Regions from separate parts of the Mus musculus genome. Here region 1 is linked to region 2. The links are chromatin loops, found by intact Hi-C in ENCODE. Cell type or tissue: heart. All regions are shown on one strand.

Evidence for each region. Peaks named below come from ENCODE experiments on the same cell type or tissue, not always from the same donor. Only the 100,000 strongest peaks of a DNase experiment are listed, where the experiment ranks them.
Region 1: it touches region 2 in a loop (2.7-fold over the local background); 9 of 42 quality-filtered maps call a loop at or near these places.

The regions. Positions count from the first base shown.
Region 1 is chr10:91,081,823-91,084,322 of GRCm38, forward strand. Apaf1 (apoptotic peptidase activating factor 1) reads right to left here and starts at 921. Exons shown (of 27, transcript NM_009684.2): 1 at 361-921. Ikbip (IKBKB interacting protein) reads left to right here and starts at 1,217. Exons shown (of 3, transcript NM_026166.2): 1 at 1,217-1,474. The coding sequence starts at 1,305. In heart, no CTCF peak of the experiment used is centred here; a DNase peak (open chromatin) is centred at 1,129; H3K4me3 peaks cover 2,275 bases; H3K27ac peaks cover 1,988 bases.
Region 2 is chr10:91,243,286-91,245,785 of GRCm38, forward strand. No RefSeq gene overlaps it. Among named protein-coding and RNA genes, the nearest start is that of 4930534H03Rik, 24 kb to the left of the region's middle. In heart, a CTCF peak has its summit at 1,245 (motif pointing left); no DNase peak of the experiment used is centred here.

The sequences.
Region 1 (2,500 bases), 160 kb before region 2:
TGCACCACCATGCCCAGCCATAAATTATATAAATTTTAAACAACTTTTTTCAAACTTTACACAAACTGGAATACTATGGGCAAATTCCCAGGGCCACAACCTCTTTGTGGCCACAACAAAACAGAAAGCCAAAACTGGTCCGAGATACAGACCACAATATAAAGGCTAAGTCTATCCAGGAAAACAGTAATAGTGGTCTACTTCCTCCTTAGATAATTTCTCTTCCTGGTACAAGAGCAGGAGGATGATTACCAAACATCCCGCGTCCCCTGATCTTTCAGTCCCTGGGAGCTACAACAGAACTTGCAAAGAGCCTGCCCAGAGGAGCTTGGGGAGGTGAGACCGAGGCAGTAAACTTACCCAAGCCTTTGCACCGGAGTTGTGCTGGGAAGAGCAGCCGGGGGAGGGTCACTGATGATAATCGAAAGAAAGCAGCCCAGGGAGGGTCACTTATGAGACTAGATTGCCAGAAAGCAGCCGGGGCTCCCGCCTGGCTTCCGGCGACCCCGCGCCCCGGGCAGGTCCTGACACCTCCCTGGGTATCAGCTGCTCGGGGCGCAGGGTGGATGCCCGGGATCTCCAAGCGGCGTCGAGGGGTGGTCACCTCGGTGGGCTTGCCTCGGGCCGCACCAGGGGAGGGTACCGGGACCCAGGGCACAAAAGCACGGCCACTCCAGTCGCCGCTTCACCCCTCTGGCGGGAGCTGCCCGGGCGGGAAGCGGACGCCGCTCGGAAAGCCGCTGCGACTGTCTCAGATCGTCGCCGGTGGCTGATGGCACACACCCCTCGCTGCCGACCCCCACACACCCCTCTCACACCCTTCCGCGAGCGGAGTGAGACGTCTGCTCCTCTAGCTGCCTCCTGGTCTCTGCCTCAGGACCGCGGAGCACTCAAACACCGCTGGGCCCGCCCAGTCCACACAGCGCGCGCCCGGGCACGCAAATTCACTCGCCCAGGGCCCGCCGCCGCGGCCGCGCGCGCGCGCCCCGCCCGGCGCGTGACCGCAAGCCCTGGTTGAGCGTTCTCGCATGCGCGGTGGGGTGGGGCTAAGCCGCGGGCTCGCGCCCAGCTAGACGTGGCACTCTCGGCCCCGCCCCCTCTACGCGCCTCTCCGCAACCTGCGCGCACCCGCGAGCTTGGGTCTCCCGCAGACTCAGTCGGGTAGCGGAATCCAGAGGCGGGGCCAGCCGCTTGAGGGCGGGGCACAGCCTTGGTGGGCGTGGCCTTCCGAAGCTGCTCTGCAGCCACGTCCCACGGCCCCCCTCCAAAGCCATCCTGGCTTCAAGATCTTCAGGGATCCAGACATGTCCGAAGTGAAGAGCCGAAAGAAGCCGGGGCCCAAAGTGGCTGCTCCTGAGCCCGAGAAGCGGAGTGATGGCAGGAAAAACCCCGAGGCGCGGGGGGACGCGGGCTGGGCGGACCCCCGCACTGGGCTCAGCCTGCTGTCTCTGGCGATGACCCTGGGCCTGGCCTGGTAAGTGTGCGATGCTGCAGGCCGTGGGTCGGGCCTCGCGTGGGCGCCTAGCACCTCGAGCCAACCCACTCTCGCTTGAATACGCTCTTTTAACAATGTTCTGGTAGCATGCTCCTGTCGCTGCCCTCTAAAGTCTGGGAACATGTCACCCAGGACTCGGCCCACACTTTATTAAGCATCTACTACTGCACGTCACAAGTTTGCACATACCTAAAAACCACTACTTCCCGTCCACTCTGTAGCTTTGCGGATGAGTTTGCTCCACCCTCCACCAAAAATCGCACTCTTAAAATGTCTGCAGCCTAATAAAAAAAAGTTCGTTGTTGCTGAGCGATAAATGCTAATGAGACTTTCTCCTATTTAGAGCTGTGTGCCTACATTAAAACTATAGTCCTTTTTTAAAGATTTATTCTTGTTTATGTGTATGAGTGTCAGTGTATTTGTGCACGTGTGTGCAGGTGCGCGAGGATCCCGCAAGAGAGTGTCAAATCCAAGAAGCTGGAGTTACCAATGGTTGTAAGACACCAGACATGCATGTTCTTAACAGCTATAAAAGACTATATAGTCTTACTCCTAAATTACAAGTTGAACTGTATGTAACATTGTAAAGAATATGTTTTCCCTTAAGACTAAACATTCGTGTTTTCTTATTGTTGTTGTTTTAGTTTTTTGATACAGGGTTTCTCTGTGTAGCCCTGGCTGTCCTTGAACTCACTTTGTAGGCCAGGCTGGCCTGGAACTCAGAGATCTGCCTGCCTCCACCTCCCTAGTACTGGTGTTAAAGGCATGTACTACCACAACCTGGCTGTATGACACATACAACCCAGCTATATACATGTATTTTTACACTTTATTTGCAGTAGTGGGGGCACCGCCATCCCGCTCAACATTTGTAGCTTTGAAACCAAGCATATATTAGTGATATATTAGTGTAAATGTGGAATAAGAGAGCTAATAGAATTCAGAAAAGACTCTGGATATCCTCCAGGGTAGAGTAGTTTTGATGCAGGTTTATTTCCAGCTTAG
Region 2 (2,500 bases):
CCTCATTTCCTGCCTCAGACATCTCCATGCTTTATTCTTAAGGGGTTGAAGCGGGGGTGAAGGCCCATTGTTCATAGCTATTTCTAGCTGATGATGGGTTATTGATCCTGTATGGGATCAGGGGGTGAGGGACACTGCAGGTGACTTTGAAGTGGTTATGTGTCTTAGTCAGGGTTTCCATTGCTGCACAAAAGCATCATGACCAAGAAGCAAGTCGGGGAGGAAAGGGTTCACTCAGCTTACACTTCCACATTGCTGCTCATCACTAAAGGAAGTCAGGACTAGAACTCAAGCAGGGCAGGAACCTGGAGGCAGGAGCTGATGCAGAGGCCATGGAGGGCGTGCTGCTTACTGGGTTGCTTCCTCTGGCTTGCTCAGCTTGGCTTCTTATAGAACCCAGGACCACCAGCCCAGGGACGACACCACTCACAGTGGTCTGGGCCCTCCTCATCCTTGATCAGTAATTTAAGAAAATGCCTTACAACTGGATCTCCTTTCTCTGTGATAACTCCAGCTTGTGTCAAGTTGACGCACAAAACCAGCCAGGACAGTATGAGTTGGAAAGCTTGCACTTGCTTTAGCATGGGACGCTGAAATCCCGTGCAGGAGATTTTGAGTTTTCGACATTATCGACTTGTATCGACTTGATGATTTGTCTTTGGGGCATTTCCATTTGGGAAGAGTCCGTTCCAGCTTATAAGAATTACTAATAAAGGCTTGGGGAACAACTTAAGCTAGGAAGTTTAGGTTTGGGTGTGTCCAGAACTTCTTTAGTCAGTCTCACCAAGAGTCAGAGACATTGAGCAACCTGCTTAAGGCCTCGTATACAAATGAGTCAAGGCATCCTATCCATATAAGGTATTTCATAGGACATGTTGTCAAAGAGCTGAAGGCAGAGAAAGAAGTAGTTGGCCTTAGCAGCTACAGTGACAAAAAAATCTACCTTGCTGACTCTTTTCGTTTTAAGCACTAAAATTCTGTCTCTCAGGGACCTTCTCAGTGTTAGGAAAAGTGGGACAGTGAGTCTCCTCCAGCTGACAGCTAGTAAATGGCTTATTTGTGTCAGTAAAATCAAGCGGTTCCCTTCATCTACATAAGCAGGATGTTAACATTAATATCGATCTTGAGGCTTCTCAAGAATATGATGGAACAAGGAAAAAAAATGAGACAATTCTACAGTTATGCTCACAGAAGGATAAAAACAGATGTACAACTACAAAAATGACCAAACACCTCCCTCTCCTGGCTAACAGGAGAGATTACTGCTTCTTCAATGTTAAGTTTGGCCTTGTTTCTATTCTTCTGCCCATGAACTAGAAATAGACGTATCCATTAAATATTATTGCATTCATATTGTTTTTTTCTTTTTTTAATTAGATATTTTCTTCTTTTACATTTCAAATGCTATCCTGAAAGTCCCATTTCTATTGTTTTAATACAACATAAACTCCTGCTTTCTTAGGATCTCCTCCAAATCAGCTAACATAGCCCAAGACCCATAATAAGTCCTTTTTAGTGTCCTCTCTCTGATCTGTTTCATAGTTGCACATAGTGTGAGGTCTCCTCATAGCGCAGAGCATGGCCAACACCTTTGCACTGCTATCCTTCTTGGACCATGACCTTATACAAGACATGTGTAAGAGTGCACTCCTTATGTAAGCATGCTTAGGAATGTGACTGCATCAAGTGTATTTCTGGACACTCTTTAATTCCAGAACTGAAGTGTGTAGAAAGAAGCCACCTCTATCTGTGATTGTCTACTGCTGGGCTGTCTCTACAGAGAGACCAAACACTTCTTTAAAGAAGAGTTGTTCACGGAAATCCTTCATTTTTCTGAGGCTCTCTACTTGCCAGGCACTGTACTAGGTCACTCCTCAGACTGAGCCATTTAAGGCTCATCATTGCTGCCTGAAATCTCTGCTTTAGTTTTTCTCATCTTACAGATACAGAAAGGCAGCCTGAATGCACCTATGGAAATTGATGAGTTAGATAAATGTGTTAGTGACAAGGCCAATGAGCTTGCCCAGCGGGTAAAGGCACTAGCAGCCATCTAACACTGAGTTTAATACCTGGAACCTATATGATGGATGGAGAGCTGATTCCTGCAAGTTGACTTTCACATATATGCCATAGCATGTGTGTGTGTGCTGAGATGATCCTAGGACCTTCCTGGAACCCATGTGTCTTAGTTAGGGTTTTACTGCTGTGAACAGATGCCATGACCATGGCAACTGTTATAAGGGCAACATTTAATTGGGGCTGGCTTACAGGTTCAGAGGTTCAGTCCATTATCATCAAGGCAGGAGCATGGCAGCATCCAGAGAGGCATGGTGTGGAAGGAGCTGAGAGTTCTACATCTTCATCTGAAGGCTGGTAGGAGAATACTGACTTCCAGGTAGTTAGGAAGACGGTCTTAAAACCCACACCCACAGTGACACATCTACTCCAAGGCCACACCTCCAAATAGTGCCACTCTCTGGGCCAAACATATTCAAACCAC